Regions from separate parts of the Homo sapiens genome. Here region 2 is linked to region 1. Evidence: chromatin contacts called from ENCODE Hi-C data. All regions are on one chromosome and are shown on one strand. The core of a region is the stretch at or near the end of the contact, and the rest is flanking DNA. Distances in the headings are between cores, read along the strand shown. Region 1 holds the start of IGF1 (insulin like growth factor 1). Region 2 has its middle 89 kb from the start of LINC00485.

Region 1 (4,203 bases), core at 634-3,133:
GTGGATAATCCCTGCATTAAGAATAATCCAGGGCCACCTACTAGGCCACCTCTTGATGATACCTCTTAGTGTGCTCTTTGGGTCAAATCCCACCCACTGAAATTTCCCAACATGGTACCCCAAAGCCTCTCATGACACAATCTGCCTCCCTCATTTTGGATTTTCCAAAAGATTTTACTCCCCTGTCTTCCCAGAGAATGTGTCACTCCCTCTCATTGTGCACTGTTCATGTTTTTAAAAGAGCACATGCCCATCATATGACTGTGAAGTTTTCCTCTTTGTCTCTGACATTCAGCTGAAAGCCCCTGAAGGGACTTGACCATATCTTATTCCTCTTTGTTTTCCTAGGGATGTTGTAGTTGGGCACATAGTAGAGCTCACAAAATGTTGCTGAACATAGTGCACCATTGACACAACATAATTCCAGATTTCTAACTTTGATTTCTGAAAGGTAAACATTGCTACAATGTATTAACCACACAGAAGACTCAAACAAACCCAACCCCCTTCCAAACAAAGCAGGTTTGTTTGTTTTTTGTTAGGGCACCCACTTCTACAAACAAATTTCTGGCCCCAGGATAACACAAAGAGCCAGAGTAGGATTTCAAGCAGAACTGTGTTTTCAGTTGATGTGTCAGTCCCCTGAGAGTCATGTGGAAAAAAAAAAAAAGAAAAAATTCAAGGTCCAGGTTATTTCCACCACTCCTGGGAAACCAGGCCTGGAGAGCTCTCTAGGGAAAGAGGTATGTCTGCTCTGGGCTTTTGCAACCTTATTTTATAATTCACTTTCTTATCTACTGCTTCACAAAACCAAAGGGAAATAGGTACAAACTGTATCGACAAAAGATCAGAACTGAATTCTCAATGGCAAAGGCAAGTGTACATTATAAATAGCAAAACAGCTGGCTTGGACCATGTTGCCGGCCAGTCACCCAGTTGAGGGATTTGAATGACATCATAACCCTCGAGAGGGTATTGCTAGCCAGCTGGTGTTATTTAGAATACACAAAAATCAGAGAAAGAAAACACACTCTGGCACACAGACTCCCTCTGTCATACACACACACACACACACACACACACACACACACACACACAGGTTTGAGTTATATGGAAAATTCAAACAACAGGAAAATTGTTTGCCCCCCAGGTACCCTTCTCCCAGAGTGGTGGGGTGGGGAGGGGACAGTGACAGGCAGCCTAGTAGAAGAATAAAGAAAAATGTTCTATTTCAGTTGGGTTTTACAGCTCGGCATAGTCTTTGCCTCATCGCAGGAGAAAAAGTATGAGACAGTGCCCTAAAGGGACCAATCCAATGCTGCCTGCCCCTCCATAGGTTCTAGGAAATGAGATCACACCTCTCACTTGGCAACTGGGACAAGGGGTCACCCGAGTGCTGTCTTCCAATCTACTTTACCCCAGTCACTTCAGGGTTAAAATTGTAGAGTTTGCTGGAGAGGGTCTTATCGTCCTTTCTTTCTTTTTTTGTTTTAAATAATGCATTTGCTCTAGAATCTAAAATTGCTCTCCCATCCCCCATATTCCTTTAATACTGGTAAGGTGTATTAGCAGACGTTTGTGTCTTCATGCCCAGCAGAAAGTTAATCAGAAAACAGATCCTTATTTTCTATGGCAGCATAAGTATTTTAATGTCTGCGAACCCTGTCACTAACACACATTCTTTTAAGGGAAAAAAATGCTTCTGTGCTCTAGTTTTAAAATGCAAAGGTATGATGTTATTTGTCACCATGCCCAAAAAAGTCCTTACTCAATAACTTTGCCAGAAGAGGGAGAGAGAGAGAAGGCAAATGTTCCCCCAGCTGTTTCCTGTCTACAGTGTCTGTGTTTTGTAGATAAATGTGAGGATTTTCTCTAAATCCCTCTTCTGTTTGCTAAATCTCACTGTCACTGCTAAATTCAGAGCAGATAGAGCCTGCGCAATGGAATAAAGTCCTCAAAATTGAAATGTGACATTGCTCTCAACATCTCCCATCTCTCTGGATTTCTTTTTGCTTCATTATTCCTGCTAACCAATTCATTTTCAGACTTTGTACTTCAGAAGCAATGGGAAAAATCAGCAGTCTTCCAACCCAATTATTTAAGTGCTGCTTTTGTGATTTCTTGAAGGTAAATATTTCTTACTCTTTGAAGTCATTGGGGAATTCTATTTAAATTGTGTACTGTTTGCTTCTGCCTAGAACTGTTCTTCACTTTAAAATTTTCATTGTTTCGGAACCGAGAGTTATTTATAAATTGCTGAATATGCAATTCTGTGGAATCTGAAAAATAGCTCGGGGAGATGGATGCATTTGCACAGATATCTGTATGAGTAGAAACTATTGCAAGGTACTTATGCTAAATCCTCCACTTCTGCAGGGCTTCCGTGGTGTCATTACAGAAGATTCCTTTAAATCCTCTCTATGGCTAAGGGCTATAGAGCATGGATATGAACTTGGGGATTTTTTTTTTCTTTTGCAGGTGCAGATGTTTTATTTTTAAGACCATGTTCTTTTGCATGTGTGTATGTGTCTCTGTGTGTATGTGTCTCTGTGTGTGTAACTCATCAGGACTTTATTTACAAGGCATGCTATATATGAAGGGTTGTATTTTAGATGATATTAAAGCTTTTAAATATGATCTTTGGAGCTAAGGTCCCGGAACTCTGCACTTATGCCCAGAGAGAGTGTTAAAGTTAGAGTAAAGTGTAATTTGTTCTTCCAAAAAAGAACTCCTTGACAACTCTTGCTGACCTTGCATATTTGTATAATTTAAACAAATACATACTGTATATGGAAAGCAGAAACTTTCTAAGAGCTGCTTGCCCAACTTTTCTGTTTAGAAGAGGACTTTCATGGGCAAAGTTTGGACTTGGGGTTCTGTGTTATAAAACTCTGATTTTATATTCAGTGTCGTGAAGTCCCTTTAGGTAAATCTGGCTGCTGCTGTCAGTGCACCGACTTCTCGTTTCCGATTGCTGGCCGTAGTTCTAGTTTCCATTCTCAGCAAAATTATATCCTTCAAGACTTGTGTTTTTTTTTCAATTTGCAAGCGCTTTTAAGCTGCTGTCACTGGCTCCACCGATTCAATTGCCTGAGGGCTCAATTCATAAGACGTCTCTGCCACTTAGTGCAGCATTCAGTTGCTGCTTTCAAACACTTCACCACTACGACTTTCCCTAGTCAAGTAAGTGGCTCCAGGAGTTAAAGATACACCCTTGTCAGGCACCTGATTCTGCTGTTCCTGAGATGCCAACACATGCAGGCCACCTTGCTTTCAAAGAAATGACGTCACTGTGCATACATACTATGTGATCTAGCAGCTGGAGTTTTTGTCTCCTTACTTAGGGGATCATAAAAGAGGCTGTGGAGCGTTATCTCTGCATTAATTACAAGTTAAGAAAATTGTTTCCAAATGCACTTTTCATGCTGTGTATGCTGAACACTTCAGAAGTGGAGCTCTTAATAAGTTGTTACTTTTTTCTGTACTTGAAGCAGGAAGTGGTTTGAGGGAGCTGCGTGGTCTTTCACATGTAATTCAGTGGGTAAAGGTGTCCTGCCCAGAGGCAGAGCTCACCAGCTGATTGTACTCTGACTCTCAAGGTATTTCCAAGTGAGTGAGTCGGGGGAAGGGAGTAAGGGAGTGGACTGGAGCTTGGGTCACTATCTGGGCTGCTACAATAGGCATACAATGGAAATAGGTGGCTTGACTGGGGGGAAAAGATTGACTTAAATCCCAGCTGTGCAATTTGTTCATTGTTTCAATGGACAAAAGGCAGTTTACCCAGGCTCATAATAGCATACCTGCCTGGGTGTCCAAATGTAACTAGATGCTTTCACAAACCCCACCCACAAAGCAGCACATGTTTTTAAGACTTCAGTTTTCTATTCACATCGGCCTCATAATACCCACCCTGACCTGCTGTAAAAGACCTGGAACAAACAAAAATGATTACACCTACAGTGAGTATTTTCTTATGACTGTTGCCCTCAAATTTTACAGGGCATTTTCATTGTGGCCCAGACATCTGGAATCAATTAATATTCCATTTATCTAAGATTAAAAAAAAAAGAACTTTTAAAATTTGGGTTTGTGAATGATTTTTGAGAAAGTGTTTTCTGATTTTTTTTTCTTTTTTTCTCATGTCTTTCTGATTCTTCCCTTTTTTTTCTATCATATCTTTCCTTTCTCTCTATTGATTTCTTT
Region 2 (4,203 bases), core at 1,136-3,635, 250 kb before region 1:
TACTAAAAAATGATAATCAAAAGATAAATTTATTTGTTCATACTACAAATATTTATTGATGGCCTATAATATGCCAGGCACAATGATAGGCCCTGGGGAAGCAATGATGAAACAGATAGAAGATCTCTGCTTTCATTGACCTTCCAGTCTAGCAGGCAATACAGATATTCAATTCAAAACAATTTAGCATTTTAAAAAATCATGTCATTATACCATTCTCTTCCCCACCCAAGTTCTGGATCACCTGAGAGAGACACGGGAGTCAGAATGGTAGAAATCAAAACACCAGGCCCGGCATGGTGGCTCACACCTCTAATCCCAGCACTTTGGGAGGCAGAGGTGGGCGGATCGGTTGAGCTCAGGAGTTCAAGACCAGCCTGGGTAACATGGCGAAACTCCATCTCTACAATCATACAAAAATTAGCTAGGCATGGTGGTGCTTGCTTGTAGTCCCAGCTACTTGTCGGGCTGAGGTGGGAGGATCACTTGGGCCTGAGAGGTCAAGGCTGCAGTCAACCGTGTTTGCACTACTGCACTCCACCCTGGATGACAAAGTGAGACCCTGTCTCAAAAAGAAAAGAAAGAAAAGAAAAGAAAAGAGAAGAGAAGAGAAGAGAAGAGAAGAGAAGAGAAAAGTGAAGAAAAAGAAAAGGAAGAAATAAGCACACCAGCTTTATGACTGATAAAACTGTTTGGAGCATGTGGCTTACTTAGCCAAGAGGGCTTTATAATGTGCCCCTGAACTGAATTTTTTCCACAAAACTATAGGCCTCCTTCACAGGGAACTAATTTAATCATCCGACTTATAGTCCCTGCAGAAAGACAGAGCCAAACATCATTAAGGTTCTCTGCCAATAGCACCCATTGCCAAGCAATCTGTGCCCACTTTCACCTTCTCCTATCTGACCAGCAGCCAACTCAGGATGGCCCTTGCCAATCAGCTGGGCCACACCTCTGGCTAAGCTCTGTTGGTTAAGAGAAGAAAAAGCTGAGATGGGATAAGAGACCAGAATTTTTACTCTAGTAGAGACCCCTCCAGAGAAAGTCAAAAGAGCGCAGGCTAAACACACTCCTTACAATTATGAAGAGTGCTCCAGAAAGAGCAGCCCAGGGGATTGTGAGAGAGCATGACACAGGGGCCTAACTTATTCCAGGAGTGGGGTGTATGAGCAAGGCATGGTTTCTGCTCTCAGGTAATTTACAGCCTCACCAATGGGGAGGGGGAATCAACATAAAACAGTGATGATAAATTATCTACTAGCAACATAAATTAGGTTCAGAAGAAGTATGAAGAGGGGTAGCAATTGATGATTGGCCATCATTATTTCCTGTTCATCTTTTAAGTACACCTCTTACCCCTATTATCTATAGTATTAGAAGACAATGTCATGCAGAGATGGTCTCTGCACTATTTCAATGTGAGAATAAATCAATAATAAAGTAAAAATTTCAGTCATTTAGGGATAAATTCCAAATCTGGATATCTAGGGATTTTTTTTTGTTTTTTTGTTTTGTTTTGTTTTGCTTTGTTTTATGCTTTGTTATTAGATCTGTTGGTTGTCTAAGAAACCACCATATCAATTGAGCTTTATGACATCATGTAAGCAAAATCTGAAATCCACCCAAAAGTGCAAACACATCTCAAAATACTTAAAATAAAAGCTGTTTTTTATTATAAAATTAGTGTATATTTGTTAAATATTTTAGAAAATGCAGAAGTGCCCCATCATTTAAACTCAGCCATGGTTATCACTTTGATATATTACTTCCTTTGCTTTGATTTTTTTCCCTCTGCATAATCTTTATTTTGTTTTCTTAGTGGTTTTGTTTTGCATGCATAATCAACTCTCAGTTATCTGCAATGGATTAACTAATTTGTGGATTAACCATCATTACATATCAGGCAAATAATCTGTGAGAAAATATTAAAGATATCACAAGTCAGTGAAAACCTTTATTAAACACATATCTATTGAATGCTTATTATGTGCCAATCACTCTTCTATGTGCTGGGGAATCAGAGATGAACAAGAAAATATGACTCCACTTCCCATTTAGCCTACATTTATCACCCCTGTATTGGAAGGCATCTATTGTCTGGCATTGTAATCAGCTGACACACAGAATTAACTACGTGAGGGAACATCTTCTCTTCTCTCACCTACAAGGAGAGGAGACATTCTTTACAGCATCCACTCTGCCCCTCACAACCCAGACAAACCAGGTTGGTGGCCCAGCAAAGGGAAACACTTGTGACAACTGTGAATTTTATAAACTCAAGGCTAGAGAGGGAGGTGTTAGGTGAGAAAAAGCAAGATAAAAGAGGAAGCACATTTCAATTCCACTCCTATATTCGGTTTTGGTTTTGTTTTGAAACAGTTTTGCTCTGTCCCCCAGGCTGGAGGGTAGTGGCATGATCTTGGCTCACTGCAGCGTCTACCTCCTGGGTACAAGTGATTCTCATGCCTCAGCCTCTTGGGTTGCTGGGATTACAGGTATGCACCACCACGTCTGGCTGATTTTTGTATTTTTTTAGTAGAGATGGGGTTTTACCATATTGCCCAGGCTGGTCTCAAACTCTTGGCCTCAAGTGATCCTCCTGCCTTAGCCTCCCAAAATGCTGTGACCACAGGCATGAACCACCACACACAGCCTGTTCATTTGAATTTTAAGCTTATTTATATTCACTCTATGTGTTGATTTGTAAAGAAACACTTTTTCAAAAAATTTATTCTAGGCCCCACCCTCTCCAGAAGAAGCTCTCAGTTTATTAAAATCTTTTATGCCTCTCTTAGTTCATGACTAGTATTTTATGACTAGTACTTTATAATATATATAAAATATTGGGATAGTACATATAGTTATATGGATATATGGATATTATATCTGATACATTATTATGTATCCATTATACATACTTATATATTTATATATTTTATATATATTACAGTTGATATATTTTTCATGTCTTCAGGTTATTAGATATCTATAAAGGAATTTTGATTATTTATATTGTCTCAAATTTTTAAACCACTAATTGTTTTTCAATTGATTCTTTTTAAAGTATCAAATCATCTATAAATAAAAATAATATTCTATCTTTTTTTTTTTTTTTTTTTGAGACGGATTCTCGCTCTGTCGCCCAGGCTGGAGTGCAGCAGCATGATCTTGGCTCACTGCCTCCACCTCCCGGGTTCAAGCGATTCTCCTGCCTCAGCTTCCCAAGTAGCTGGGACTATAGGCGCGCATCAACACGCCAGCTAACTTTTGTATTTTTAATAGAGACGGGACTTCACCACGTTGGCCAGGATGGTCTCGATCTCTTGACCATGTGATACACCTGCCTTGGCCTCCCAAAGTGCTGGAATTACAGGCGTGAGCCACCATGCCCGGCCTCTATCTTCCTTTTTAATGCATCTGCCTTTTATACCTGTTCCATGTCTTTTACTCCTGTTCCATTGGGATTAGAACTCCCAATGAATAATAATAGTGGTGATAGCAACATATTTCTTTTGATCTTAGTTTTTGTCAAATATTCTGATATTTAAGTGTTATCTTTGGTTTATGATAGTTATTTTTACCATGTTAAGAAAAGTCTTCTGTTATTAGTGTTTTAGATTTTCACAGAAATGCACATTATGATTTATTAAATAGATTTTGGGCACTCATTTAATGATCAAAAGATTTCCTTTTTTATCTCATATATTATTGGATTCATAATTATAAAACTATTTGCATTTTTTACTTAGATATTCCTTGGTCCAGGTGGAATTGTATTAAAGAATTAAATTGGCTAATACTTCATATATACATTTCCTTCCATATTTATGAGAAGATGGTTTAGAGTTTTCTTTTACCTCAGTATTTTTTTTATCAATTTTGGGCATCAGGTTTATGACACTTTATGGATCAACTGCAAAATTTTGTACTTTTTGTATGTACAAAACTTTTTTTTTTGAGACGGAGTTTTGCTCTTGTTGCCCAAGATGGAGTGCAATGGTGTGATCTCAGCTCACCGCAACCTCTGCCTCCCAGGTTCAAGTGATTCTCCTGCCTCAGCCTCCCTAGTAGCTGGGATTACAGACATGCACTGCCATGCCTGGCTTCTTTTGTATTTTTAGTAGAGACAGGGTTTCTCCATGTTGGTCTCAAACTCCTGAGCTCAGGTGATCTGCCCATCTCGGCCTCCCAAAGTGCTGGGAT

The links. A loop is a pair of places that touch in the nucleus more often than their neighbours do. Pooled maps may share reads with other maps.
Region 2: a map with no recorded cell type shows a loop between it and region 1 (5-fold over the local background). The contact joins the enhancer-like site here to the promoter of IGF1 in region 1. A Hi-C loop is called at or near these places in 3 of 168 maps with a recorded cell type or tissue (Calu3, GM12878 and PC-9), 24 of 37 single-sample maps with no recorded cell type and 11 of 50 pooled maps.

The regions. Positions count from the first base shown.
Region 1 is chr12:102,478,243-102,482,445 of GRCh38, reverse strand. IGF1 (insulin like growth factor 1) reads left to right here and starts at 1,883. Exons shown (of 4, transcript NM_000618.5): 1 at 1,883-2,127. The coding sequence starts at 2,065. LINC02456 (long intergenic non-protein coding RNA 2456) reads right to left here. Exons shown (of 13, transcript XR_007063427.1): 11 at 1-4,203. RefSeq lists enhancers at 3,028-3,077, 3,168-3,427.
Region 2 is chr12:102,733,498-102,737,700 of GRCh38, reverse strand. No RefSeq gene overlaps it. Among named protein-coding and RNA genes, the nearest start is that of LINC00485, 89 kb to the left of the region's middle. Within about 2 kb of position 2,385, at least 2 of the 41 ENCODE cell types and tissues checked have a DNase peak (open chromatin) inside an H3K27ac peak, as active enhancers do; they include GM12878, where a contact is called at or near this core.